Linked DNA regions of Homo sapiens: region 1 is linked to region 2. A link is a loop called in an ENCODE intact Hi-C map of the cell type or tissue named here. Cell type or tissue: heart left ventricle. All regions are shown on one strand. Links, peaks and the distances in the headings refer to the core of each region. The heading gives the core; the rest is flanking DNA.

Region 1 (15,578 bases), core at 2,667-10,666, 1.9 Mb after region 2:
TGCTGAAGTTTGGTCAGTGCCCATCCTATGTGTGGACTGGGCTGTCTGAAGACTACTCCTGCACATGTAGGGCAATTTGAGGCAGGGGAAATTTGTGAACGGGGTCAACTCTCATTAAGTTGTTCTTATTAGAGTGTGCCAGTGTTTAAAAGGGAACATAGGATTTCCAGTTTTCACTTCAGTGCAAAAGGAGCCTTGAAGCTGCCACTGTATCCTAAAAACAATTCAAAAAACTGTCAAACTGAAAAATCAACAGTTCTTCTTAGATCTATCAGAAAAGTGAGGACACAGGGTAAGCTGCTGTCCCCAAATTGGAGAGACAGACATGTGGATGCAATGAATCTACTTTTATCACAGCAGAAACTCTTGAGCAGAAACCTCCACGGGCGCCAGTGCCAGCATGGGAAAAGCTGAATTGTAACTGGCAAATTGCCGGAGGTTGAGTGTGGAAAAGATGGAGTTAAAAACTCCAGGAAGACCCAGGTATAGAAGGGCTCTTATACTTCTATGAGGTGTAACTACAGGCACTCTCCCAGCTTCTCAAAGCAAGGATCAGAGAAAAATTCCCTTATGCTTCTCTCACAGGGAGGAGAAAAGCAACCACTTTGAAACGTGCCAGAGCATTCTTCTTATTACAAGGCCTACCCTGAGGAGGAACTATTTTATCAGAGCCTAAATGCTGGGGTTTTATCAGAACCTAACCTACCCAGGGGAAGGGAAATACCTAACACCAGTTACCTGTAACCATCCTGTCCTATCTAAGGGATGGGGGGCAACTGAGAAGCTCCTATGAAGTTCACAGTCCACTTTAGGAAACTAGCAAAAGAGGAGCAAATTAAATCCAAAGAAAGCAGAAGATAAGAAATAACAAAATTACAGTAGAAATCAATAAAATTGGAAAGAAAATCAGTAGAGAAAATCGACAAAATTATAAGCTGGTTCTTTGAAAAGATCGATAAAATTGATAAGCCTCTGTAGCTAGGCTAAGAAAAAAAAATTACCAGTATCAGAAATGAAAGAGAGAACATCACTACAAATCCCATGAACATTAAAAGAATAACAAAGGAATATTATGAACGACTGTGTGCCCACAAATTTGATAACCTAGATGAAATGAACCATTTCCTTGAAAGACACAATCTGCCAAATCTCTTTTAAGAAGAAACAGACAATTGTAATAGGCCTATATCTATTAAAGAAATTGAATCGATAATTAATAACCATCCAAAACAAAGCATCAGGCCCAGTGGGTTTGCTGGTGAGTCCTACCAAATTTTTAAATAAGAAATTATACCAGAGGGAAGACTTTGCAATTCATTCTACGAAGCCAGCATTACCCTAATTCCAAAACCAGACAAAGATATTCCAGGAAAAAACTACAACAAATACCTGTCATAAACATAAATGCAAAAATCCTTAACAAAATTTTAGCAAATCAAATTAACAATGTGTAAAAATAAGTATACATCATTACCAACTAGGATTTATCCCAGTTATGCAAAGCTGGTTCAACATTCAAAAATCCATTCATATAATCTATCGCATCAACAGGCTAAAGAAGAAAAAAATTATGTGATCATATAAATAGGCGCAGGAAAAGTATTGGACAAAATCCAATACCCATTCATGATAAAAACTCTCACCAGACTATGAATGGGGGAAACTTGCTCACCCTGATAAAGAAAAGCACATCTATCTAAAAACCTACAATGAATATTATACGTAATGGTGAGAAACTCAAAGCTTCCTCGCAAAATCAGGAATCAGATGTCCCCCTCATCATTCCTTTTCAGTGTTATACTAGAAGTCCTAGGTAATGAAATCAGGCAAGAAAAGGAAATAAAAGGTATACAATTAGGAAGGAAAAAGTAAAATTGTCTTTATTTGCAGATGTCTACTAGATAATCCAAAAGAGTCCACTGAAGAACTCTTGGAACTAATAAGCAATTATAACAAGGTTGCAGGATACAACACAGAAAAACTTAATTGCTTTCCTGTACCAGCAATGAACAGATGGAATCTGAAATTAAGAACACATTACCACTAACATTACCATGCCAGAAATGAAATACTTAGATATAAATCTAACAAAATATGTACAAGATCTCTATAAGGAAAGCTACAAAACTCAAAACTGATGAAAGGTATCAAAGAAGAACTAAATAAATTGAGATAGTCCATATTCATAGACAGGAAGACTCCATATTGTCAAAATGTCAGTCCTTCCCAACTTGATCCATAGATTCATTGAAATCCCAATCAAAATCTCAGGGAGTTATTTTGTGGAGATCAACAAACTGATTCTAAAGTTTATATGGAGAGGCAAGAGACCCAGATTTAGCCATATTGGTATTGAGAGGGAAGAACAAAGTGAGAGGGCTGACAGTCTACCTGACTTCAAGACTTACTATAAAACTACAGTAAGCAAGACAGTGTGGTATTGATAAAAGAATAGACAAATAGATCAATGAAACAGAACATGGAACCAGAAATAAGCCCAAATAAATTCAGACAACTGATTTTTGACAGAGGAGCAAAGGCAATACAATGGAGCAGAGATAGTCTTTTCAACATGTGGTACTGGAACCATTGGATATCCCCATGCAAACAAATCCATCCAGATTCAGACCTTAAACCCTTAACAAAAATTAACTCAAAATGGGTCACAGACTACCTGTGGAACACAAATTATAAAGTGCTTAGAACATAATACAGGAGAAAAACCTAGATGACCTTGGGTATGGTGATGACTTTTTAGGTACAACACCAGAGACACAGTTCATGACAGAAATAATTAATAAGCCGGACTTCATTAAAATTAAAAACTTCTGTTCTGCAGAAGATAATTTCAAGAAAATAAGAAGATAAGCTACAGACTGGAAGAAAATATTTGCAAAAGACACATATGATAAAGAACTGTTACCAAAAATATACAAAGGACACTTAAAACTCAACAATAAGAAAACAAACTACTCGATTAAACAATGGGCCAAAGACCTTAACAGATACTTGACCGAAGAAGATACACAGATGTCAGTTAAGCATATGAAAAGATGCTCCACAAGATGCCATCAGGGAAATGCAGATTAAAAAACAATGAGATATCACTACATACCTATTAGAACGGCCAAATTCCACAGCTCTGACAACATCAAATGCTAGTGAGGATGTGGAACAACAGGGACTCTCATTCATTATTGGTGACAATGCAAAATAGTACAGCCACTTTGGAAGACAGTTTGGGCATTCCTTTAAAAACTAAACATACCCTTACCATAATATCCAGCAGTTGTGCTCTTTGATGTTTATCCAAAGGAGCTGCAAACTTATGTCCACACAAAAACCTGCAGCTTCATTCATAATTGCCAACACTTGGAAGCAACCAAGATGCCCTTCAATAGGTGAATGGATAAATGAACTGTGGGACATTCATACAGTGGAACGTTATTTAGCTCTAAAAATAAATGAGCTATCAAGCTATGAAAAGATATGCAGGAAACTTAAACGCATATTGCTAAGTGAAAGAAGCCAATTTGAAAGCCTTTATATTATATGATTCCAAGTATGTGACATTCTGGAAAAGGATAAACTATGGAGATAGCAAAAAGATCAGTTAATACTAGGGATTTGGGGGAGAGAGAGATGAATAGAGCACAGAGGATTTTTAGGGCAATGAAACTATTCTATCTGATATTATAACAGTAGAAACTTGTCATTATACACCTATCAAAACCCATATACAACACCAAGAGTGAATCTTAATGTAAACTGTGGATTTTGAGTGATGATGTGTCAATACCATTTCAACAGTAGTAACAAATGTACCATCCTGGTGGGGAATGTTGGTAGTGGGGGAGTCTGTGCATGTGTGGGGTCAGAGGGTATATAGGAACTGTCTGTACTTTCTGCTTCACTTTACTGTGAACCTAAAACTGTTCCAAAAATAAAGCTTATTCATATGAAAAACCGTAAACGAAAACGAAATACACACACACACACAGGATGAACACACCCACTTGTGCGATGTCCTCTTAGTTTCTTTAGTATGCCCTCTATAGAGATTACCTGGCATGCTTTCAGTCTACCACTCACAGCCTTTACAGCCTGGAGATTATGGTAGTAAGAGGCTAACAACTATATAGCCATACCACCCTCCCATCAATTATTTAGTCAACAGGTATCTGTTGAGCATCTAATATGTGCCAGCGGTGCCTAGAGGCTGTGGGGTGGAAAATGAGTCAGCACTCTTTACAGCCCCTTGCCCACAAAGATGCGATCATCTGTGATATCATTTGGATGTTTTTTCCAATCTCATGTTGAAATGTGATTCCCAGTGTAGTAGGTGGGGCCAGGTGGGAAGTGATTGGATCATGGCGGCAAATCCCTCATGAATGGTTTAATACCATCCTCCTGGTGATAAGTGAGTTCTTGCTCAGTTAGTTCATGCACGATCTGGTTGTTTAAAAGAGTCTGGGGAGACCTACCCCTTCTCTCTCTCTTGCTCCCACTCTTGCCATGTGATGCGACTGCTCCCTTTTCCCTTCTGCCACAAATAGAAGCTTCCTGAGGTCCTCACCAGAATCAGATGCTGGCATCACTCTTCCTGCACAACCTACAGAACTGTGAGCCAGTTAAACCTCTTCTCTTTATAAATTACCCAGCCATTAAGCATTCCTCTATAGTAACACAAACAGACTAACACAGTCCACTTGGGAAATAGAATGTCACCATGCAGCTAGTAGTGAATATGATGATATTACATATTGCTACAGTTGACTGGGGACCAGGATAATGGTGAGCTACTAATTATTTGGCACAGGTGATAAGAGTATAAAGATTCGGTGCAGAAAGATTCATTTGAGCTGGAAAACCCTGAGAAAATTGGCAAGAGCAGGGGCAGCTTCACGTAGCTTCACAGCTGATCAGCTCTGTTGAGACCATCTTGAAATTCTTACTAATTTTTGAACAAAAATCCTCATATTTTTATTTTGCACTGGACTCCCCAAATTAAGACCCCTCCTTTCCAGGAAGGAAATGTTTGTATGGGTCATGTCTGATTTAGAAATCATAATTGATACCACTTATTGTGCATTTTTAAGTACCAGGAAGGATCTTAGGTGCTGAGACCTTATCTCCTCTAACCCACACAAAGGAGAGGAAAACCAAGTTTCAGATAGGTCACCTGATCTCACCCAGTTTGTGGGGCAGGCAAGATTCAAACCCAAGCTCTTTTCTTTTATTTCTGATTCATTCTTTCCAGATTTTTATATCAGTTATTTAAATTCATGGTTCATACTTTGAAATGATTTTTAATTAATTAATTAATTTTTTTTGAGGCAGAGTCTCACTCTGTGGCCCAGGCTAGAGTACAGTGGTGCAATCTCATGGCTCATTGCAGCCTCAACATCTTTGGCTCAAGCAATCTTCCTGCCTCAGCTCCCCAAGTAGCTAGGACTACGGGTGTGCACCACCACACCCAGCTAATTTTTACTTTTTTTGTGTGGAGAATGTGGCCTCACTATGTTTCTCAGGCTGGTCTCGAACTCCTGGCCTCAAGCAATCCTCTGACCTCAGCTTCCCAAAGTGCTGGGATTACAGTTGTGAGCTATCATGCCCAGCCTTGAAATGACTAAGATGTTTGAGAGGAATAAACCAGCTCACCTCTGTGAATAGTTTAGTTCAGCAGTTCCTAAACATTTTCAGTTCACAGCACCCTTAATGTCTTAGTAATCTTATTCACAGGGCCCTGAGGCCACATGAAATACCTAACAGTTCTATTTATGACCTTGTTGGGTCCAACTACCTTAATAAGTATTTATGTCCTAACAACTTAGGAGCTGGGTAAAAAATAATATGTACAAATTGGAAGAAAATAAATCATATTTTATTGTAATATTAAATAACCACAATTATTTACTAATGATATGTAGGTGCATCAGTTGGGCACTAGCAATATGTAAAACCTTGGAATTAGATAGGACATATCACTTTTTCCCCCACAACTATCACAACAGTCACCAAAAACCAAGCTTTGCAAAGATATGACATCATGGAAGGAAATTTAGCAACCTAATGTTAAAACCAATTTACCTGGAGCTAGCAGTTCCTGAGATGTCCGACAGGCATCCTTGTGTTCTCCTCAAGTATTTAAAAATACCCAGGCACTTCTGCGAGTCCCTTGAGGTGCCTGCCCCTCTGCCTGTTTATGCAAAGCAATGTCCGCTTGCTGGTGGACAGGTCCAGGCAGTGCTTTTTCCTCTGCGCGATATTAGATATGCAGAAAATCATGGATAGGAAGTGCCAAGGAAAAAACGGGGGATAAAAATAGAATGAACCAAAAAAGGAGCTCAAGAAATGTATTTTTAATGCAGTGCCACAAAAATAAGCTCATATTTTACTATGTATTTGACATCAGAATACAATTACAACTGACATCAATTATGTTCTCTATTAGACTTTTCTCTACCTTATACATTTAAGTGTAATCCCAAATGGGGAGAGAACCAGTGCTTTTTAATATAGGTGCTTTCTCAATTTGAAAACTAGAATGGAAGTCATGTTCAGAAGTGTAAAGAATTCTAAGAATTAGGTGGTGGATAAAAGATTGTTAGCAACCAAGAGGTTCCGTTATTTTTTACTTCAAGAATGCTGGTATGTGGAAAATGGAAACCATATTCAACCACTCACTTAAGTTAGCTAAACCCAACATATTACAGCAATTATTAACCCTCTTTCATCTTTCTAATAACAAGACACAAAAATAGTTATAATTTGTAATCAGTAACATGTCATTAGAGGGCTGTTAGTTGATTTTATCTACCAGTGCTTAGGTAGATGGGTTTTGTTGTTGTTTGAATTTCATGTTAATTCAAACGGAATGAAAACTTGGTTTTTGATGAGGACAGAAAGATTTTACATCTCATTTCACTGGTTCTTTTTTCTTCTGAACGTTGGACTTCTATGTGCTTATTTAAAAAAATATGTGGCTACTGCCATCTGTTGGATGGAATGTGAGTCCTGCTCAGACACGTGTGCCCTTTAAACAATGTCTGTCCCTTCTAACTTCACAAGTGTCTCCTCAAGGTAAGGAGACACTTACCTTGAGTGTCTCCTCAAGGTAAGGCCTTTGCTGTAGCTGCATGCATCCCAGCTTCCAGCCCCAGAACTGAGTTCATTTTGGGAACGTTTTCTATTGTTGTGGGGCACTTTCTCTTCAGACATGTAAATGCTCTCTACTGAAGAGTGTGTATATGGTTTTTTATCTTTCCAGTAAAACTTACAGCATAAGGAGGCATGTCGGGGTAGGGAGGGATGTGGCTGGGAGCATGTTTAGGAACAAGCATATTTTTAGCATGGGTAGTAGAGTCTACATTGGACTAATATAGGCAGAGGAATCAAAGTTCAGCTCTAAATTGTGGTGCATACTGAGGCCACTGATTTTATTTCTCTGAGCTGGCATTTCGTCAGCTGTAAGGCAAGAGCAGGACTAGGACTGAGAAAATCTTCTGAGCTGAAGACCCACGCAGCTCTAAGGAGTCATAGTCAAGAACAGCAGACATAACAGCAAATACGAATTTAAGAAATGCCAGTCTAAAAGCACATAAGAACCAATCTACAGGTTATGGGAAACCCATTTTATCTGACTCCCTTCTCTCCCGCTCCTGGGTTCTTATTTTTCTGCTTTTCTTGGGCTCTGATTGTCAGCATCCTCTCTCCTCACCCCTCCCACTCTTTCTTTGTGGAGGGACTGTTCCCTCTCCACTCCCATTGGGCTTTTTTCTTAGTCCTCCCCTCCTCCTCCAGCCCTCAGTCTCGGATGTCTCTGCGCACCTGCCGATTCCGCATTACAAAATTCCAAGAACCGGTCTTAGAAAAACCATCTCTTCTCTGAGGTAGGAAACACATGAAGCTGAACTAGGCAGCACACACTTTGTGTGTGTCCTAGACCAATACACACACACACACACACACACACACACACACACACACACACAGAGCCAAGCACTTCTGGCAGCAAAAGCCTTAAACCCTGTGCATGAATTACTGTGTCCAAGCATTGGTTCCTTCCGGTGGGTTCTTGATGTCGCTGACTTTTAAGAACGAAGCCCCCTACCCTCATGGTGAGTGTTACAGTTCTTAAACATGGTGTGTCAAGAGTTTGTACCACCACATGCTCAGATGTGTCCAAAGTTTCTTCCTTCTGCTGGGTTCGTCGTCTCACTGACTTCAGGAGCGATGCCACAAACCTTCACAGTGAGTGTTAACGCTCTTAAAGGTGGCGCCTACGGAGTCGTTCATTCTGGTGGACTCGTGGTCTCACCGGCTTCAAGAGCAAAGCCAGCTGCAGACCTTCCAAGGGAATGTTACAGCTCTTAACGTATTGTGGACCCACAAAGCGAGCAACAGCAAAATCTATTGCAAATAGCGAAAAATCAAAGCTTCCACACTGTGGAAACTAACCCAACCCACTTGCTGCTGCTGGCTCGGGTTGCCAACTTTTATTCCCTTATTTGGCCCCACCCACATCCTGCTGATTGTTCCATGTTACAGAGAGCTGATTGGTCCATTTTACAGAAAGCTGATTGGTCTGTTTTACAGAGTGCTGATTGGTCCGTTTTTACAGCATGCTGATTGGTGCGTTTATAAACCTTTAGCTAGACACAGACTGCTGATTGGTGCATTTACAATCCTTTAGCTAGACAGAAAAGTTCTCCAAGTCCCGACTGACTCAGAAGCCCAGCCGGCTTCACCTATCAATATGACTGCAGTGCCTATAGCTGAATTCACTGGTTAGGGAGTGTACAATGGAATTTTGTCCCTTGAATTGGGGATGTTTGAAGATGGAGGCTATTTCACTCCTTCCTCCTGCCTTGCTAAAGAATGACTGGGATCATTACTGAACTCAGTTCTCATTTGCTTTCTTAAAATTTGATGTCCACAAAACCTGGAGTTTATTTACTTCTCCCTTCCCTCCTTTTTTCATTTTTCTGTCATACCATTTGTTAATACCAGATTAGAGAAGGGGAGCATGTCAAGGAATTCCTTTATGACTTCCTCTCTGAGGATGAAGTCTTGGTCAGTCTTGACTGGACATGGTCAGGATGGATCCTGGGAGTGGGACTGGGCTCCACGGTGTGTGTACTCTCCAGGGCAGTTATCCTGCTGGGGCTGGGCCAGCCCTCCTGCCCTAGCAGCCCCCATCTTTCTCTGCCCCACCCTGTCTCCTAGGTGTGCTGGGATTGCTGTGTGGGGAGGGAGTACGGCCAGCCTGCCTGGGCCCACACCTTCAAGGAAATGAAAAATAATTTCTCCTTGCAAGAGGTTAGGGGAGCTTCCCAGGCTTGTCTGTTGCTATTTCTGTCAGTGAAGAAGCAGTTTCGAGGTCCCCAGGCGGCTGGGAGGAAAGGAAGTGTGCCCCAGGCCCACCTAGGGGGAGGTCTACAGGAGAAAGGCTCTCTTTGTCATTGCTGGAGGGTAACAGCGAGTTTGCAGTTGGTGATAATGATTCATTTCCTCAGTTGAGGTTTGGGAGGATTATAGCTGGAATTTGAAAAGTCGTTTCTATATCTGGCAACGAAGGAACTCTGAGTGATCAGCATGTACTGTTTGGTGTTTTGCCATCATTGGTAATATCACTGTCTTAGTCAGCTCGGGCTGCTGTAACAGAACACTGTAGACTGGGGGGCTCACAAACAACAGACATCCACTTCCCACAGTTCTGGAGGCTGGAAGGCCACGATCGGGGGCCAGCTGGCTTGGGTTCCGGTGAGGGCCCTCTTCCGGCTGCAGATGGTTGCCTTCTGATTGTATCCTCACGAGGTGGAAAGAGAGCCAGAGAGCTCTCTTGGTCTCTGTCACAAGGGCATTAATCCCATTCATGAGATCTCCACCCTGATGACTTAATCACCCCCCCAAAGGCCCATCTTCTAAAACCATCACATGGAGGATTAGGATTTGAACATATGAATTTCATGAGAATGCAAACATTCAGTCAATAGCCATCACCAACAACACTAAAATGTAAATTGGAGGCGTCATGTGAAAAAAGAAATGATCTAAATGAAACTCCATGCTATCATAACGGAGTTCTGCAGCCACCAATGTATGTCCTCTGGTTGAGTGTACAGGCGGTATATGTATATGTTAAGTGTATATATATCTTATGATTGTTCTGAGTATTCATGATTTAAAGTACATAATCAAGCAATGAGCAGTGTTCACATCCCCAGCTGATTAGAGCCAGCGTGTTTCTCTAATCATTCTCCACTGGCTGGTTGTGGAGGCAGAATGTTATCAGGATGCCCTGATAGATCAGCAATGTCCTCTCCTGCTTTGTTTCAGGAAGGGGCGAACGTTTGTTTACGGATCTGACAGCATAAAAAGTGAACCTGCTGAGAATGGAGTCCATGCACTCAAAGTCACTTCACCTCCACTGGTGTTGAAGGATCCCCGTGGCTCATGGTCCACAAGCCAGAGAGCTTATTGCTAGTGCAAATGCTTACCCAGTTCCTTCCACTGGGATGGACAGTTCCAGTTCCTAACTCAGCCCAGAGGAGCACAGCTCTTTTGTTTCTAGTATCTTCTAGTGTAGAGGAGCTGTTGTTGAGGATAGGTCCGTGGAGGTGATCGCCTCCCTTAGCTCCTGCACAGTAAGCAGATGCTGAGGCGGTCTTGAACATTAGAGCATAAGGCACCGGGATGTGTCCCCAGGGCTGTGCTGCCCTTGAGTGCCTTCCTGGTCTGTAAAGTTGCATGGCATGCAGGAAGAGAGAGAGGTCTGGCAACTGGCAGCACACCATGACTGAGTGGACCTGACTCTCCAGGCACCTTGAGGGTGCAGAGCCACCACTTCACTCTCACAGAGCTACACCATTATGGGGTATCTTTGCAGGACATAGGAGACAATCTGAAGTGTTCAGAAACTCCAATGCCCTGAAAACACTATCAGGGGATGAATTATAATGTAACATACTAATAATACTAAAAAGGCAAAGGGAGGTAAGGTTTTAAGAGATTCACTATGAACTTTGACCTCAAGTCTATGGAATCCTCTTTTAGCTCATACCTCATTGTAGATTTTTTTAAAAACTGCAGTGAATTATGTTTTTTTCTATTAAAATTGCCTATAAGTTGACAGTGAGTTTATCAGAAGTCTGTCTTTTCCCATTTTGACAAGGTCTAGTGACAACTGGTAAGAACTTAGAAGTATAGTCAGCACCAGCTACTTTCAACTAACTACAGGAGGGATAACTCTGCATTGCTGTTGGTTGATACATAAGCTGAGACATGAATGATATTCACTGCATAACTGGCAATGTGGACACTAATGGGACCCTTCCCACAGGTCATGCCCGCTGTTGAGTGCACTGTATAGATGATCACATTTATTCCCCAGTGCAACTCATGGGACAGGGATTATCATCCCTATATTCAGGGAGGAAATTGAGACTCAAGAGAGGCTCAAGTAGCAGAACCAGGCTTGGATCCAGAGACTCTGACCCCAAAGCCGTGACTTATGGTGGGGAGCTCTGTTTCTTCCCAGAGGTTCTAGTGAGCAGCCTGAGGTAGTGATTTCCTCCTATGGTGACTGAGAGCTCCTACTTTATGGCATCAGATCAGGGAGGGACTCCAGCTTGATCTGGCAGCTGCAGCTGTAGACATTATTCCTGCCCTCGTGAAACATAAAGACTTGTTAGTCTAATGGTAGAGATACGACATCAGTGTAACATAATAGATACTTATTAATCAGTTGCTGTTATTCCAAACACAACATTGCTTTGTTATACTATATGTAGTCGCTTCTTCTGTATGTCTATAAATCAAATATATTTCCTTGCATCCTGAGAGGTAACAACCTAGATAAATACTTTATTTATTTATAATCCATCCACCTATTCATCTATCCAACACATATTTGGTGATTTTGATTACATTCCAGGTGCCTTTGCTAAGGATGGAAGGACATACAAAGATGTGAAAATCCAGGCACAGGCTCTTCCTCCGAGGTGGCTCAGTCTAGCAGGGGGAGACCCTCTCTGTACATAACTCTGAGGAAAGTGCGCTGGAAGAGCAGGGGTTTAGCAGAGAATGTGTTCTCACGGCAGGGGGTCACAGAAGTATTGATGAGTGAGCAGGACTTGGAAAGGGCAGATGGGCTGGTAGTAAGGACATTGCAGATGAGCAAAGGGACACTCCTGGGGAGTCTTGAGTGTGGGGGGGACTTGAGGATGTTCATGGAGGGGAAAAGCTGGGCAAGGCTGAAGAGTAGGGCAGGGCAGGGCACGGAGGGCTTGGCCCCTGGATTGGCAGCTAAGACTGAATTCAGTAGGCAGTGGGGCCATCAAAGCTTCGAGAGCTGGGGAAAGCCATGACATGGGTTTAGTGGGAAACACATATTACTTAAAGTCAGGCAGATCCTGGCTGGAATCCTGGCTCCATCTTTTTAGCTGTGTCTGCTTGGTCAGTTGCTCTCAGCCTGAGTTCCCATGTCAGTCACCTGAAGGAAATGGGCCTGCTTTGTGGTCTCATTTAGAGGTCTTGCTCAATCATGTGTGTAGAGTGCCCATGGGGCCTGGCCAGTGAGTCCTCCGAGGCACCTCAGGCTGAACCACGGGTGGCAATAGAAATGGTATGAAAAGATGGACAGCTCTCAGAGACAAGGAAGAATGACTAGAACTCGGAACCTGACAGGAGGTGTCCTTGTCCGGTGAGGGGGCTGCAGAGTGAGATGTGACCATTCTGGGCTACCTTCCCGGCAGTTCCCTGCCCAGGCATGTGGTCGCTGTGGGGCCCTGAGCCTGGGACAGTCCTTTTTTGGGGTCAGGCTTTTCTTTGGGTTATTCCTTTCAAGCCATAGTAAAACCTAGTAGTCTCTGTTTTCACACAAGTTTCTGACATCTGATGCCAGATTTACAACCTGAAGTGGCCAAAGATTTTAGGTTTTCCTTGGGGCTTAAATCAATGGTGTTGCTTGGCTTCCTCCTGTGCAGTAGGTTGGCCAAGAAAACCACCCTTTGTTCTGTCTTGAAGGGAAGGCATGCTGCTGTGTGGCTCTTGACATTTACCTTATCCCGGAGCTGAGCTTTGTCTATGGCTGTGCAGGTGGGGCGGGAATGGGAAAGACAGTCCTCTGGCACGCTTTCCACATTTGGATGGAAGACCCAGCTTCAGCTTCAAACACTTTTATTCCTGATGGCATTGTTTACAAACATGCTAGAAAAACAGAATTAGGGAACAAAATTATCTCATGATTGCTGAACTATGATGAGATTGATGCTTTTAAGCACTTCCCCTAGGGAAACCAGGCAGGAATCTTTCAAGGGGAAAATGTATCATAAGGGAAGACAATTAAAAGTTAAAACTGGCTAATGAAACTGATAAAGGGAGAATTGTTTTAATTATCGATGCTCGTCTTAAATAAATTGTATGATTTCCCAGAATAACACATCCATCATCATCAAGTATGAGGACATGACCCGATCCTGGGGTCTCACAAGGGGCTTTTGGGTGTCTCTGAGAGGACCATGATGAAGACTCAATGACATTCATGCTTCTGAACCCTGAATCCACTTCAAGATGCCATGTAAATGCTGTGCATCTTCACCAGCAGATGTCACTGTTTACATATAAAATGCAAACAGCCCCCAAAGCTTCCCCCCACCCCCACCTTTATTCTAAAGCAACACACACTTGTCCATGTTTTTTCATAAAGCCTTATTTATCATGTGGTCATTTTTGTTCTGGAAAATAATGATATTGTTTATCCCTTTAAATAGCTGTACATGTAAAGGGAACTGGTTTATGAGAGATACCCATTTCACATACTAAGCTATGCAATGACACCTCTTTTAAAAGATAATTGTTGAACACTTACTATTTGCCTGAAACCAGCTTCCCATGATGAAAGGTATCCAAAAACAGCTAAAGAGCTGTCCTTCTTTAAGGGTCTTAAAACCTCTTTTGAGAGATGACAAATAATAAAGCAACTTACAATGTTGGAAGTTAAATACTAAAACTAAAAATGAGTGTCATATTGTTTCAGGGAGATGAAGGTCTGTGGGGGCTGGAGCAGATGGAAGGCTTTAGGGAAGGAAGCCCCAAGATAATGAGGGTGAATTCATCTGGTTGAGAGTGGAAAGGTACTGTGGGTTTTTGGTTTTTTTTGTTTGTTTGTTTTGCTTTATGTGTTTTGGGGTACTTTTGCTGAGAGAATAAAGAGCAATTATGTTTGGAGGATCTATTTGTTGGAGTCATGAAGAGCAAAATGGAGGAGGACAATGTTATTACAAAATCCAGCTGCGAGAACAGCGACTCCTGCAATGGTAACTAGAAATAAGATCAGATTGGGAGGCATAAGGAAGGAAGACAAGACCGCCATGCCAGCTTATTGACAGGTACAGTCACTATGTCTTCTTGTCTTCTCAGTCCAAAATCAAAATACAAGCATTGACACATGGTCAGACACTAAAACAGAAGGTTTGAAATCAGGGCTGTTTCCAGAAACTCCAGGACATATGGATGCTGCAAATATACGGAGGAGAGAGTGACTCTCATGAACATGTAGGGTATCAATGGTGCTGCCACTGAGAGAAATGGAAGACCTGGGGAGGAAGGTTGGCTTGGACAGAAAGATGTTTTTAGTCTGATCCATGTGGTTGAAACTGATGTGGGCCACAGCATGATCTAGCAAGGCTGGAAGCTATTCAGGAGCCACTGACCTAGAAGTGGAAACGACAATAGGGAGGGGAGAGAGAAGGGCCAGGGTGTAGTCGTCAAGGTTTGTGTTTTAAGGAGCCAGCTCATTTTATTAAATTGCATACATCAATAAGTAATATCCAGGAAAGAAGAGAACTAGAAACCTCTCCCTGGTGTGGTGTACTATTAAGCATGCAAGTTTCTGCTGACTTTGCATCCTCTCTGCCTTCACATCATGGGAATTCGTGACCAGAAGCCTTCAGCCTGCACCCCTCCACCCATCCCAGGGTTTCACCATAATTACTCGGGACTCTCAAACATCTGTGCATCAATCAGCTGCCCATCATACTTGCTCACCCCTTCCAGTCTCTGGGAAAGCAACTTATTATCCAATGTGGAAGGTCTTGTTCTTGATAAGGTTCACTTTTTGAATCCTATGAGGGAGGGAGGGAAACGTGGCTGGAAGTTCAAAGCAGCCAGAGCCATTTCCAAAACACATTCTCCTTCATTTTCCGCTGACTCACTGTGGGATCTTGACAAACTCCTAACTAGAGCTGTGCCTTAGTTTGCTCAACTATAGAATCGGAAAAATGACGCATTCTTCTTAGAGTTACCTCTCAGATTGTGCTTCTGATGCATGTCAAGCCCAGTGGGGGCACACCGTTAGTAATGAGACATCTTAGCACCAATATGTGCTTTTCACATTGGGCAGGTGTCAGGAGAGGCCTGGGGTCATAGGACCAGACTGCAAACAACACAATCCCAGAATAAATCCTATTAATTTGGCATAATTGATGAAAATGAAGATTAGATATTTGACCAGAGATGAGAAATTCATGGGCATGAATGCTGCAGCTCTGATTACTTTGCATGTGAATGTGTGG
Region 2 (15,578 bases), core at 3,639-11,638:
TTGCAATTTATATCTCATTACAATATAAACAAATTTAGGCTTTAAGTCCTTGGCATTACTTAAAGAAGGCCATTAGATATATGTCACGTGTGAGAGTGAGGTTTGCAGCTGGGAAGTAAGCCTCTCTACCATGGAGCAGAGCCAGCCCCCACCTTAAGTATGGCACCAAAGTCCCATGATGGGACAAAGTCCCAAATTTGGAACAAAGTCCCAAATTTTGTTCCACAAAGAGCATCTTGCTCAGGCACGCCATGAGTTAATGGTCTGGAGAAAACTTTATAAGCAATCATAAATAAACTAAACACAAACAAGAAATACTAGACCAATATGCCACTTTACTGGCCCAGCAAAACCTCCTTTGGGGACAGTTCTCAGCTGGGGCATTGCTGTCTCCTTCAATGGACATTTGCTGTTGTTGTAAAAATAAGTAAACATTGCTTGCGGACAAATGCGCAGGACTCTCTGACCCAAGGAGTTTATAGGAAACTGCCTCCCAGTTTTTGGACTACCTGACCACTTAGACAACTTGAGAAAGAGCTCCTGCGGCCTGGCAGGTCCTGGGGCGGGGATCATCGTCCTGGAAAGCTCAGTTCTGCGGGTGCTAGGAGTAGAGTCTGCATCTTGTGGGCTCCTCTCCTAGTCAGCTTCCTAAGTGGCAGCGCTGCAGGACCAAGGATAGAAATTGTTGAGTGAAGAGCGGATTGGACTTGAAAACAGATGCTACCTTGGCCTATAAGAGAAAAGAAGGAATCTCTGGGCACAGATATAGATAAAATTATGAGCAAAAGTGGTGAAGCAAGGAGTAGCTGCAATCCAAGTATATACATGGTTGTGAAGTTAAGCACTGTGGGAGGGGCTGTTGCTGCGGCAGCTGCGGTGGCACCTCTAATCTGCCGCTAGGTGGCAGGAGAATTCCACCATCGCCACTAACCGCATCTGGGACTTTGGCTTCACCCTAGAAGCGGGATATGGGATTGGATTTCTTCCTTCTGATAAGACAGTATGCGGTGGCAAGTAGGGCTGATGGTCCCCTGTCCACAGGAAGAGAGTATGACCACAAGAACGTCCTTTTGTGTACACCAGCCTGGTGTGTGCTTGAATATCCTTCCTCAAAACACTCAGGCCAGTTCATTCCCTTGTCCCTTTCCTGCCTAGACCAGGTTCATAGCCAAGGGCTGACCGCGGTTGTTCAGCAACTTCAGGCGTTGCCGGCTGCCTTCCCCTACAAGTTAGAATGACCCTTCCCCCCAGGACCTTCCCCTAGAACTCTATGTTGATAGGAATGCACCCTGCCACGCCCTCCCCTAACCCAGCCACTACTGCTGGCAATCTGCAGGGTTTCTAATTAAATGAAGACTGTTTTTTCCTTTTCCCTGTTATAAGCCTGGATATCCTGCAGGGAGCACGTTTCCATCCCGGTAGCAGTGTGTTGATGAAACCCAAATTTGAACTGCTGGACACCCCGCCACGGGCCACATGATTGACAAATACCCTTTTGGCCAAATTCTCCATGAAGCGGGACCACCTGGTTATTTGTAGTCCTGCAGGCAGATGGCCCTTCTTCTCCACATACCCTTAAGGACATTTCTGCTTCTAATAACAACGTTACCAGCTGGGCACTAACGTGTGTGCTTTAATTAATCTCCTGGAGAAATCTTATGTATAACCACCCACTGAAATCACTGCATCCTTATAAAGATGAATGGAGTACTCTCCTTGGAAAACAATTCCATCACCGTGGTTTTTACTATAACTGAGAGTAGTCTTGCTATTCATGTCTATTCAGAGAATACGGCAAAACTTGGCTTCCACCATCTAGTGTAAAAATTAGAATAAAGACAAACACTTCTGTTATGCTGAAAGTATATTTATATATATAGATATAGATATTTACTTCTCTGTAGACAGTTTTTACTGATGAGTCATTTGAACGTTCAAAGAACAACCGATTACAATGCTACATGAACTATACCAGAAATGAGATGGATAGCTTCTCAATTCATTTCACAAAGCCAGCACAAAGCTGATACCAAAACATAACAATTAAAACACAAAACAGAGAACCACAGATCTCACTTAAAAACACAGATGCCAAAATACAGAACAGAACAGTAGCCGATTGAAATCAACACCACATAAAAAATGTACAAAGCTTTGGCAGATACGAAACCAAGTTGAAAATCCAAACGTACACTCGTGGAACTGGAACACAAACACCAGGAACAAAAATGTCCCCCCACCCTGTCAGTGGCCTCTGGCCAGGGAAACACAGGAGCGAGATCTCTGCTACACCTATTAGCGGGGAGGGGGCCTGCTGGTGGGGCCGTGGGCACTGTCACCGGTGTCAGGTTCATCCTCATCTGTGTCTTCCCACTCACACTCTGCGAGCGCTTCAAGGTAATGGAATGGCCAGCTCTGTGGATCTTTCTTATGGAGCTTGGCCAAAAACCTCAGGACAAGCATCTTGCTGGTTTCCAGGAATGCTCGAGGGCCCCAGAGGAACTCATACTCTGCGGGCTCAGTGTAAGGGATTCGCCTGTACTCTAGGTACTTCTGCCTGACAAACACTTCGGTGATGAGCTTCTTAGTATTTCCAAAGAGACCGTTTGTCTCCCGGACATCCAACCCTAACTTGAACAGAAAATTAAAGATCAGATCCTCCCTGACACAGTTGCCTTTCATAAAGATGAGGCTCAAGACCACCATCAGAAGGCCAAACTTGGGCCTGTCTAAATAGGATGCCACCAAATTCCCTGTATGGTAGCCCAGCTTGTTGATGATAATATAGGCGTGGTTTTTGGTATCAATTTCTTTCAATTGATAACCAAAGGCACACTCCAGCTTATTGTTGGCACGGTTGATGATATCTAAGCACTCATCTTTATACTCTCGGAGGATGACTTTCACCATCTCCGAGCGCTGGACAGGCACCTTGGCTTGGTCCTTGACTAAGAGGAACTGCACCAACGCATTTGCCCTCTCATCCAAGGGAGACAAGGGCTGTGCCTCCACCTTGGAATTATCCTGGGTGGCACTGGATCCCGGAGAGACACTTGCGACCTCAGACACAACTACGGGCAGAGAGCTCCCTGGGCTTTCAGAGAGACCCAGGGCCCTGGAGGTGCTCGGGCCCTCCCAGGCACTCAGGGCCCAGGATGCGCTGGGCCCTTCCCAGCCACTCAGGATCCTGGAGGTGCTAGGGCCCTCCCAACCACTCAGGCCACGGGGGGTGTTTGGGTGCTCCCAGTCACCCGAGACCTGGATAGGGCTTTGGACCTCCCAGTCACTCAGATTTAGATTCTCCCAGGGCCTTGGGCCCTGCCAGTCATGAAAGGCTAGCGTGTGGCCACGGCTGTCCTCTTGGGCTTCCAGATGCTTCTTCTTCCGGGTGGCCTTGCCGGAGCGGCGTGGCGGCTCGACGGAGGTCTTGGAGGCCTCTTGAGTGGTGGCAGTTGCCTGGGGGGCAGCTGCTGTAGCCATCAGGAAGGTGGGCACTGCCTGCGATGCCTTTGAGGCATTCATATTGGGCTGTGGGACCCATGGAACTGCAGGCAGGGCCTCTACACAGGCAAAGGGATCCTGCAGAGCATATGGCAGTGACTTTGGGGTCTCTGAGGCAGCAGAGGGGCCTTTAAAGGCATTCAGAGAGGCAGGCTGAAACTGGGAGGTAGCTGGGAAGACACTTGAGGAGGGAGCAAAGGTCTCCGGTGTGGCAGGCAGGTTTTTCCAGGCAGCTGGCAGGTGTGCTCGCGCAGCTGACACTGCCTTGGGAGCACAGAAGGTGGCAGCAAAGATCATGCGGTCTTTTGAAGGGGCCCTGCGCTCCTTCGAGGAGGTCCTGCGCTCTTTAGAGGAGCCCCTGCGGTCTATAGAAGAGGCCCTGCATTCTCCTGATGGAGTCATCAATGATTTAGCGGAGCCCAGGGGAAAATTTGCCGCTGCTACCGGGGGTCCGGGCTGGGCCTGCAAGACTGCAGGCGGTGCCTGCCAGGAAGGCTGGAGCGGCAGTGTGGGCACCTCCGCTTGCGGACCCGATGCCTGGGCCTGCTGGGGGGGTAGCTGGATTTGCACGGCTTTTTGGGAGGGCGGGGCTCCCTGAAAGGGCTGCTCCAGCTGGACCAAGGGGGGAGCCTGCCTCTGGGCCTCCTGGGCAGGCAGGGGCTGCCAGATGTGAGTGGGGGCCTTCTGGGCCTGCCAGGCCAGCGCCTGTGTCTGCTGCACCTCCTGGAATTCCATTGACGTTGGAATCTCGTGTGGCACCGGGGGCTGACCTTTGGGGGCCTGCCAGATGATGGAAGGGCAGTGCACAGCCTGCGGGGCAGACAGTGGGGCAGACAGCGGGGCCGGCAGCACAGGCTGGGGCACCTGCGGGCCAGCGGGCGGCGCCGCGGGTACCTGCGTAGCAGGTGGGGCCGTAGGCACCTGCGGCGCCGCCTGCACCTGCGGGGCCGGCAGCCTAGCCTGCGGGGCCTGCCGCAGTGGAGGTGGGGGTGGCAGGGCCTGCCAGAGCGGTGGCTGGGTGGCCAGGACCTGTGGGGCAGGTCGGATGGGCGGCGGCGCCTGGCGGATCAGCGGCGGGGCCTGGCGGATCACAGGTGGAGCCTGGCGGATCACAGGTGGGGCCTGGCGGATCACAGGTGGGGCCTGGCGGATCACAGCGGGGGCCTGGCGGATCACGGGTGGGGCCTGGCGGATCACGGGTGGGGCCTGGCGGATCACCGGTGGGGCCTGGCGGATCAGCGGTGGGGCCTGTCGCACCGGTGGTGGGCCAGGGCGGATGGGTGGTGGGCCAGGGCGGATGGGCGGGGGCCCCTGGCGCATGGGCGGCGGCACCTGCCAGGTAACGGCTGGTGCCTGCCAGGTGACCTGCGTGGTCTGCCAAGTCAGGGGAGTGGCCTGCCAGCCTTGCTGCGTGGCCTGCCATCCTGGCGAGGTCGCCTGCCAGCCCGGGGGTGTGGCTAGCTGCGCTGGGGGTGCCTGCGGGCCCTGGGGAACCTGCGGAGGAGCCCTTATAACTTGAGACTGGATTTGCAGGATCAGAGGCTGAGCCTGCGGGGCCCAAGAAGCCATCGGCTGTGCAGGTGGGGCCATCGGCTGTGCAGGTGGGGCCGCCGGCTGTGCCATCGGTGCTCCTGAAGCTGGAGGCTGGGTCATCGGAGCTCTCGCACCTGGAGGATGAATCATCAGGACTCCTGGACCTGGAGGCTTGGCCATCGGTGCTCCTGAAGGCTGAGGCTGGGTCATCATGGCTGCTGGAGGCGGCTGGACCATCGGTGCTCCCGGAGCAGCAGGCTGGACCATCAGGACTCCCGGAGTCAGAGGCTGGGCCATCAGGACTCCCGGAGCTGGAGGCTGGGCCATCGGTGTACCCGGAGGGGGAGGATGAGCCATCGGTGTCCCCGGAGGTGGAGGATGAGCCATCGGTGTCCCCGGAGGGGGAGGATGAGCCATCGGTGTCCCCGGAGGGGGAGGATGAGCCATCGGGGTCCCCGGAGGAGGAGGATGCACCATCGGGGTCCCCGGAGGAGGAGGATGGGCCATCGGGGTCCCCGGAGGAGGAGGATGGGCCATTGGGGTCCCCGGAGGGGGAGGGTGGGACATTGGGGTCCCCGGAGGAGGAGGATGGGCCATGGGAGCTCCGGGAGCTGAAGGATGCACCATCAGGACTCCCGGGGTCGGAGGCTGGGCCATCGGGGCTCCCGGAGGTGGAGGATGCACCATCAGGACCCCGGGAGTCGGAGGCTTACCCATCGGGCCCCCCAGCGGGGGAGCCGGGACTATCGGGCCCCCTAGGGCAGGAGGCTGGGTCATCGGAACCACCGGGGCGGGCAGCTGGCCCTGTGGGGCCTCCCAGGCAGGCTGAGGTGCCTGCCAAGCGGCCAATGAAGCCTGCAAGTCAATTGGAGGTGGATCCCAAGGGACTGGCGGAGCCCGGGAGGAAGCGGGCGGGGCCCGCATCAGAACCGTAGGGCGGCTATAGACAGGCGGCTTCGGGGCCTCCGCCGGAGGACTCGAGTCACCCAGATTCTTACTTAGCTGCGACATGTCCCTTTGCTGACAGCTGGTGGGTCTTTTCCTCGGACAGCTGCTGGGCCTTTTCCTCCAGAGAGAAGAGAATGCCTACGTGGCTGTTCAGAGGCTCCCTCCCTGCTGAATGCTGAATAGGAAGTGAGTGCTGCTCGCTCCGCAGCTTTCCGCAGTAAGGAGGAGGGGGGAAGGGGGCTCAATCCCGCCCCTTCCCCGCCCCCGACCACCACAAGTGGATATTGCATAGGGGCGTCTACCGGAGTCCTGGCTGACACAGGATCCCTTCTCACTCTGTCCAGTCCCCAAATGCAGACCAGTCAGACTCCACATGGATGACTTTTCACAGGGGAGTGACAGGAACCCATCCATGTTTTAGAAAAATCACTGTACTGCAGTGTGGAGTGGGAGCAGACCACTGGAAACATGGAAGGTATCCAAGACGGCGGGGGGAGATGGTGTGGTCTGGGCTAAGATGTGAGGCGGAGAATGAAAAAAGCGCATTTACATAAGAGAGTTCCAGGAGTTATAGCAGACAGATACCTGTATTATAATTGAATAAAGGAGTCAAAGACATGGAAAAGGCACACAAGTCCCTGCCTGGAGAAAGTGGGAAGTTGCAGGGACTGTTACTCTCTTAGGGTCCCAGGAGAGGCACACGGGAAGAGAGGCTGATGAGTATTGGCAGACACAGGGCATTTGCGGTGCTGTGGGACTGCCAAGGAGAGATACCCTGTAGGCACTCCTGTATGATGTCTTGGGAGTCCTGCTTGGCTATTCCTCATGAAAATAGAGTTGTGGGAGGGAATGTGGTTGCACTGGGTCTTGAAGAACACAGGCATGTTAGAGACACATGGAGAAAAGGGACAGCAGCGAGTAGAGAGAGAGGAAAAGAAGTCACGGAACTGAGACATGCCACACATCAGTGGAAGACAGCATTTTTAGTATGGGAAAACTGCCTGTGGAATGGCTCGGATGCAGGAACAGAGTAGGTTTCTCAGTATTTTTCATCTGCAGAATGGGAAAGAAATTTAAAAAATGAAAACCAAATAACGCACCTGAAGATAACAAAATGGGTATATAAATAGATCAAAAATTGATATATTTGGATATATAGGAAAAACAGGCAAAGAATAAAAAAATTTCTGGGGAAACTTCTCGTGACAAAAATCAGTTTAAATATGAGACAAATCAAGTATTAACAGATAAAGCAGATGACAATAGTATTATTGGGCAATGCTATACAACTTTATGGTGAGAGGAAGTGATAATCTCAGTAATTGAAAAGCTTTCTGGAAATATACAAAGCACTAAATATCAAGGATGTTTCGTTTAAATAGGCTGTTGGCAGCCTACGGCAGGAGTCCAGAGTGACAAAACGTGCCACCAGGGGGCAGATGAGGACGATGAAGGGTACACCCCACTCCTTCCCAGGTACCCTTAGCCAGGGGTCCTCAAATTTGGTAATTTATGGACCCAAGAGAAGGTATGTACACACTCCCAATGTTATTATTGCCTTAAACAATAATAGAAGAATTTGGGGGTAAAGTTTCAGTGATTTTCTGGACACTTAAGGGATGTTGTTATTCCCAGGAAACTCTTTTCAAAACAGTCAGATTTTTAAGGGTGCTTGATGATACAGTAGCCCCCCCCACCTTACCTGCAGGGGATACATTCCAAAACTCTCGATGCCCGAACCTGGAGACAGCACCAAACCTTATATATACCATGTATCCCTTTCATTCTCCTTCTTCACAATTTCACAGATAGTTTTGTTTTTGCCATATATCTTAGCAATCTCAGCATGCGATTTTTTCTTTCCTTATTAAGTCAAGAACTTTCACCTTTTTCCTTCAAGGAAGCACTTCATAGCTTCCGTTTGGCATACCTAAATTGCCAGGATCACTATTCTTACATTTTGGGGCTATTACTAAGTAAAACAAGGGTTCCTTGAACACAAACACTGGGAAACCGATGGTAGATCTGATATCTGAAGCAGCTACTAAGTGGTTAATGAGCAGGTAGCGAATACAGTAGCACTCCTGTGCCTGCAGTTTCACATTGTGTGGTTTCAGTTACCTGCAATCAAATGCAGTCCAAAAAATTAAATGGAAATTTCCAGAAATAATTTATAAGCTTTAGATTGCATGCCATTCTGAGTAGTATTATGAAATTGTTCTGTTTCGTCCTGCCTGGGGCATGAATTATCCCTTTGTCTAGTGTATCCATGCTGTATATGCTACCCGCCTGTTATTCACTTAGTAGCTGTCTCGGCTATCAGTTGAAAACATCGTAGTACATATAGGATTCAGTACTATTTCCAGTTTCAGGCCTCCACAGGGGGGTCTCAGAATATATCCCCCAAGGATAAGGGTGGACTACTGGACATCACTCCTGTGTATCCCCAGAGAAGGCCATCTACCACAGCACACAAAAAGCTTCTGCAGAATGGATACTACCGTGTTTCATGGTTTTCGTTTCTCCCTTGGGTTAATGGCCCAGATCCACACAGGATTTCTCAGTTTCATGGGGGTTTGGAAACACTGTAGAAGGACAAACTCTAAATGCCTAACCCTCAGGACCTGCTATTATCAACTCTGCTACATGGCTGTTACTGGCTATGGATGGCTTTGGAAAAATCAGTTTATTTTTTAGCCTAGGGCATTTCTAAAGCATACTTTTTTTCCACTCTAATGCAAATGTATAAACTACACAGAGATTAAGTTCTCCCACTAACCGTTTATTTTCGGGAATTATGACAGGTTTGTCCTGCCGTCCACCATGCTGTTGGTCATCCCACACAATGAATGGCTCCCACTAGGGTCTGGCTATTCTCACTGATGTTGGAGGTCAGTGAATAGCACTGACATACAGTGTCAACTCCCACCGAATCTGTTCTATGAAAAGAGGTCCGGTTTATGTTAAGAGGCAACACCAAAGCCAGAAAGAAAAGATTAGGCATTATACAAAGGAAAAAACAGGTGCGTAGGAGTAGTTAGAAATGGAAGATGAATAACTTCTACACCAGCACTATTGCCACTGCTTGGAAACATTCTTTAACCGGCAGGGAAAAATCAGAGATTATGTATCCATTGATTCTATAGGAACAAGTAAAGAGGGTAAACCCAGTTTATTCTCCCTGGAAGAAACATCTGCTTATTTCAGATAGTCAGTGCTCTCAGACCCAGGCTGTTCCTGGGGCTCTCCCTAGCTATTTACAAATTACTTGTGAGCAAAATTCACCTGAGGAAACAGGGACATACGGGTCGTTTTTGAAAACTGACTGCCTTAATCACAGCAAAACATAATATTGCCCTGAGTCTAGTGAGGCATTAGACCACAAGTGTTGGGTCTTCCCAAATCACTCCTGTGAAACCTTCCTGCTTCCTGAAGCCCTCTTTCCCTTTCTGTGCATATGTTCTTCCTCCTCAACACCTTTGAACCAAGTGTTGTCAAAATTCCCTTTCCTCACTTTTATATGAAACAGCTTGAAAATTCAAGGTGAGTAGAAAACAAAAGGGAAAAACATACAAAACATCCATGAAATGTTGGCCTCTGTTCCCTAATTAGAAAGGACTTTTAATGGCTTACGTCAGTATATAACAGCAGTATACAAAATGATTTTTAAAAACAGGGAAGGGAGAACTGAAGTATTGTGATGGGAGTAGGAAAATTGCGGAACTAGGAGCAGACGGGAGCCTGTTTTGCTCACCTTGGTATCCCCAGCTCGCATTGAGTGGTCACTAAGGAGCTACAAAATGAAATGGTAAGATTAGCACCAGAACTGCCTGTCTTCCAATCTTCTGTAGCTGTTAGACTTTGTGTAAATATTCATAAGTGAGTAACAAAATCAGTTATGATTTTCATAAACTCTAAAATTACTTATTTATGAAATACCTTTTATTAAGCATTCACTATATGCCCAGCACTGTGCTATAGATAAGACTACAGAGAAAAATCTGATGCAAGTCCTATTTACATCTATTGTTAGTCACATAGGGACATTAATCTAATCTATCGTTAGTCACATAGGGACATTTCACGAATCTATTGTTAGTCATATAGGGATATTCATATGGTTTTTTAGTACAATAAGGTGTTGTCGCATTGTTTAAACCTCATATTGGTCATAGAGGATGAAAATAATCAAATACTCACTTCTGCTTGGAACATGGGGTGAGGGGAGCTGTGATGCTGATTGTAGCAGTGAAAAGAAAGAAAACAAACCTGAGGCTGTGAAAGATTCATGTGATCCAGATAGACAGTCTAAGTAGAAAAATTATTTAAAAAGCATAGGAGATATCATAAGTATGAGGTTTGAAAAAAAAAGAATTGGAAGGATTAAAATAGTGTAACTACTAGTTATCAACAATTTATTATTTGATAAAATACCATCCTCAGAGTATAATAGACTCTATTCATTGATTTCTCACAAAATCCATAAGTATTTGGCTTGATTTTACATGGCAAGAATTTGAGGCTCAGAAGATCTAGCAATACATATCAGAATTCAGATTTAAATCCCAATCTATTCGTTGTGAGAGCTTGCATTCTTTTTTTTTCTTTTTGCCGCTGACCACCAGGCAGGGTCTTGCTCTCTCACCCAGACTGGAGTGCAGTGGTATGATCATAGCTCACGGCAGTCTGAAACTCCTGGGCTCAAGCCATTCTCCTGCATCAGCCTCCTGAGTAGCCGAGACTGCAGACAGGCCATACCACACGCAGGTGATTTTTGTTCGTTTGTTTTTCGTAGCGATGGGGTCTCACTATTTTGCTCAGGCTGGCCTCAAACTCCTGGGGTTAAGTGAGCCCCCAACCTTGGCCTCCCAAAGTGCTGGGACCGTAGGCATCAGCCACTGTGCCCAGCCCATCACTCTTACCATTACACCAGGGCTGCCAAAACCTTTTAAAATATGTTAGATATAATTAACATGCAACAACATGCACAGATCTAAAGTATTCAATTTAATGAGCTTTGCCACTGAGTAATTAACACTCAAAACAATATAAATAATAGTTTTATTATCAAACAAAATTACCGTGCACCCTTTTCCAGTCAATTATTCTATCTCCAAAAACATACACTTCCTTATTTCTCTCACCCTAGATTATTTTGCCTGTTCTAAAAATTCATAAAATGGAATCAGCGTAGGAGGGAGGGAGGGAGGGAGAGAGAAAGACACACAGATAGAGGTCAATATTCCTTTGTTCAACATTTTTTAATGTAAATATGTTGCAAGTATTGGAAGTTTGCTATTTTTTATGCTGAAAAGTATTCCATTGTATTTATAACTCCATAATTTATCTGTTACCTGTTGGCATGTGAGACATTTAAAATCTGATGCTATTATGAGAAAAAGGCTGCATTACAAATTATTTTACAAGCCTTTTGTAAATATATGCTTCCATTTATCTTGGGTAAATGCCTGGGAGTTGAATGTCTGGGTCATAGGATAGACGGCTGTTTATAAGAAACTGTAAGAGTTCTCCATAGTTGGGTTAGACCATTTTACACTCTAACATAAGAATAATGTTAAGAATTAAGAATGCATACGAATTCCAGGTACTTGACAACCTTGCAAAATTTTGTAGTGTCAGTCTTTTTTGATTTTTGTTATTCAACTGGATGTGAAATGGTGATTGCAGTTTTACACTGCAATTAGCAAATATGAGGGTTCCAATGGATCCACATCATTGCAAAATTGATACAGTCAGTCAGCCATTTTTATTTTAGGCATTTCAGTATTTTAGGCAGTTCAGTAAATGAGAAATGGTATGTCATTTATTGTGAGTTTTGTTTGTGTCTTTTCTTTTTAATTAATGGATTATTTTTTAAAGCAGTTGTAGGTTTGCAGAAAAAATGAGAGGCAAGTACAGAGACTTCTCATGTATCCCCTCTCCTCTCCCACCATCCCTGTCCCCCTACCCCTGGCAATGCCCCTTATTTTTAATGTCTTGCGTTAGAGCGGTATATTTGTTACAGTCAACGAGCCAATATCATTAATTGAACTCCCTAGTTTACATTAGTATTCACTCTTTATGTATACATTTTATGGGTTTTCACACAATTGTGTGATAAATGGGTTATCACAATTGTGTGATAACAGATTTCTGTGTCCACCATTGCATTATTATATAGAAGAATTTTACTGCCCTAAAAAACCTGTGCTTTCTCCTACCAAACCCCTGGCAAATTTTGATTTTTTTTACCTTCTCCATAGTTGTGCCTTTTCCAGAATATCATATGTAGTGGGAATCATAAAATGTGTAGCCTTCCAGATTGGCTTCTTTCACTTAGCAATACACATTTAATATTCCTAATTTTGTGGCCTGGTAACTCATGTTTTTCTTCTTATCAAATAGACCTTATTTTGTAGAGCAGTTTTTGGTTCACAGCAGAATTAAGCCAAAACTACAGCAAGTTTCCATACACCCCTTGGTTCCCCCAGCACACACACGATCTGCCCCAATGTCAACGTCCTCCAGCAAAATTGTATGCTTCTCACAGCTGATGAACATCAATTGACATGTCATTATCACCCAAAGTCTGGAGTTCACATTAAGTTTCCTCTTGGTATTGTACATTCTGTGTTTTGACAAATGTCTAATGTAATACATCCACCATTATAGTATAACACGGGATAGTTTCCTAGCTCCCAAATCCTCCATGTTCTACCTATTCATCCCCTCCCCTCCCCTGCAGATACCTGGCAACCACTGATCTTTGTGCTGTCTCCATAGTTTTATCTTTTCTGGAATGTAAACTAGTTGGACACATATAGTATGTATCCTTTTCAGACTGGCTTCTTTCACTTAATAACATGCATTTTAGTTAACTTCCATATATTTTTATAGCTTAATAGCTCATTTCTTTTCAATGCTCAATAATATTCCATTGTCTGGATGTACCGAAGTTTATTTACCCATTCACCTGATGAAGGACACCCTGGTTGCTGCCAAGATTTGTCCATTACGAACAAACCTGTTATAAACATCCATGTGCAGGTTACTTTTTTTTTTTTTTTTGAGATGGGGTCTCGCTCTGTCACCCAGGCCGGAGTGCAGTGGCACGATCTTGGCTCACTGCAAGCTCTGCCTCCCGGGTTCACACCATTCTCTTCCCTCGGCCTCCAGAGTAGCTAGGACTACAGACAACCACCACCATACCCGGCTAATTTTTTTGTATTTATATTAGAGATGGGGTTTCACCGTGTTAGCCAGGATGGTCTCGATCTCCTGACCTCGTGATCCGCCTGCCTCAGCCTCCCAAAGTGCTGGATTACAGGCATGAGCTACCTTGCGCCTGGCCTATTCTGTACATTTTTCTAGTTTCTTTTTATTTTATTCCTGTTTTTTGCATTCTTAATGTATAAGCTTATGTCATTGATTTTAAATATATTCTCTTTTGTAGTACAGATATTTAAAGCTATAAAGTTATCTCTTAGCCCTATTATAGCAGCATCTTACACATTATGGTTTGTTATTTTTTAATAATTTATTTATTTATTTATTTATTTATTTTTGAGACAGAGTCTCACTCTGTTGCCAGGCTGGAGTGCAGTGGCGCAATCTTGGCTCACTGTAACCTCCACCTCCAGGGTTCAAGTGATTCTCTTGCCTCAGCCTCCTGAGTAGCTGGGACTACAGGCACCCGCCACCATGCCCAGCTAATTTTTGTATTTTTAGTAGAGACAGGGTTTCACCATGTTGGCCAGGATGGTCTCGATCTCTTGACCTCGTGATCCATCTGCGTCGGCCTCCCAAAGTGCTGGATTACAGATGTGAGCCACCGCGCCCGGCCAGTTATTTCAAAATATAATTTTTACTGTGATTTCTTCTTTGACTCATGGGCTGTTTTTATTTTTTGGTTTAATTTCCAAACATTAGGATATTTTATACAAATTTTAATAATATTAATTATGAATATAATACCATTATGATAAGAGTATGCCCGATTCGGCTTGAATAATTTTTATATTAGAACCTGGTTTAATGCCCAGCATTGAGTCTGTTTAAAATATTCTGTGAGCACTTGAAAAGAAAATGCATTCTGCTGTAGTGAGATATATCTATAAATGTCGCCTAGGTCTAGTTGGTTGAACATACTGTTCACATCTTCAGTATGTTTACTGATTTTTAAAATCTGGTCCTTCTATCAATCACTCAAAGAAGTATGTTAACATTTCCAAACACAGTTGTAGACTTATCTATTTTCCCTCCTTAGTTTGGCAATTTAACTTAGTGTTATCTCTTTTATTAGGTCATACACATTACATGTGTGACTATGTCTTTTTAGTGAATTGGTTCTTCATTCTCACAAAATATCTCCCTTAGTTCTGCTCATACTCCTTCTTTTGAAGTCTACTTTGTCTAATACTAGCAGAGCCACCCCAGCTTTCTTAAGCTTTGTAATTATGTCCTCTGTTTATTTGCATCCTTTTAACTATCAACCTGCCAAACTCTCTCTCTCTCTATATATATATATATATGAAAGAAAGGGAGAGAAAGACATTATAAGGAATTGGCTCATGTGATTATGGAGGCTGGCAAGTCCCAAAATCTACACCGTGAGACTCAGCAAGCTGGAATCTTAGGACAGCCACTGGTTTAGTTCCAGTATGTGCCCAAGAGCTAAGAACTTGGAAGGCTGAGGGTGTAGTTTAAGTCCAAAGGCTGGCAGGCTCATAACCATAAAAAAGTCAATATGTCAGTTCCAATCCAAAGACAGGAAAACACCTGATGTCTCAGTTAAAAGGACATTAGGCATCTGAAATATCCTTTCAGAAACACACAAAATAATGTTTAACCAAATATCTGGGCACTGCATGGGCCAAATTCACACATAAATTTAATCATCGCACTGAGGTTATAATTTTTAAATCTATTTTAGAAATGTCTTCCATTTTTCATGGAACATTTAACGTAATTACTGATAGGGTAGAGTATAAGTTGACTGTATTGGTACTTCTTTTATCTGTGTGTTATCATTTGTTTCACATTTATGGCTAATTAAGTATTTTAGTATTCCATTTTATCTTCTGCATTGGCTTTTGGTTTATATCTTATTTGTTTTTTCAATGGTTACACATTATATAATATACATATTTAATTTAGTGCTGTCTACCTCAAAAATACTATCTACTTCATTAATAAGAGCTTTACAATGTATAATTCCAGTTAAACTTCTTACAACTGTTGTGTTCTCATTGTCATTTATTTTACATCTATATTTGCTTTAAAACCCCACAATAGGTAGCTATTCCTTTTACTTTAAATAGCCAGTGAGCTTTTAAAAAATTATATGTATATATACATATGAAGATATCTATGTATCTATCTGTGTATCCATCTATGTATCTATCTATCATCTATCTATCTATGTCTATGAAGTCCTTGCTTTAAACAAAACAATATTTAACTGACATTTACACACACAGGAAAAGTGTAACTTACTTTGCACAATTCTGTGGTAGCTGAGATCTTCTGCAAAGCAAAACACGCATGAGTTGCAGTCAACACACTATTGCGCAAAATGAGGACTACCTGCATTATAT

Evidence for each region. Hi-C counts contacts between places; a loop is a spot of excess contacts. Peaks named below come from ENCODE experiments on the same cell type or tissue, not always from the same donor. Only the 100,000 strongest peaks of a DNase experiment are listed, where the experiment ranks them.
Region 1: it touches region 2 in a loop (9-fold over the local background); 25 of 110 quality-filtered maps call a loop at or near these places.

What each region holds. Positions count from the first base shown.
Region 1 is chr15:25,494,995-25,510,572 of GRCh38, forward strand. LINC02250 (long intergenic non-protein coding RNA 2250) reads right to left here. Exons shown (of 5, transcript NR_187215.1): 3 at 13,065-13,212; 4 at 6,091-6,258. Among named protein-coding and RNA genes, the nearest start is that of UBE3A, 64 kb to the left of the region's middle. In heart left ventricle, for the core only: a CTCF peak has its summit at 6,999 (motif pointing left); no DNase peak of the experiment used is centred there.
Region 2 is chr15:23,641,698-23,657,275 of GRCh38, forward strand. It overlaps MAGEL2 (MAGE family member L2), which reads right to left and starts at 6,170. Exons shown (of 1, transcript NM_019066.5): 1 at 1,852-6,170. The coding sequence starts at 6,045. The coding sequence ends at 2,296. RefSeq lists an enhancer at 4,613-5,457. In heart left ventricle, for the core only: a CTCF peak has its summit at 7,420 (motif pointing right); DNase peaks (open chromatin) are centred at 5,412, 5,684 and 5,954; H3K4me3 peaks cover 771 bases; H3K27me3 peaks cover 3,399 bases.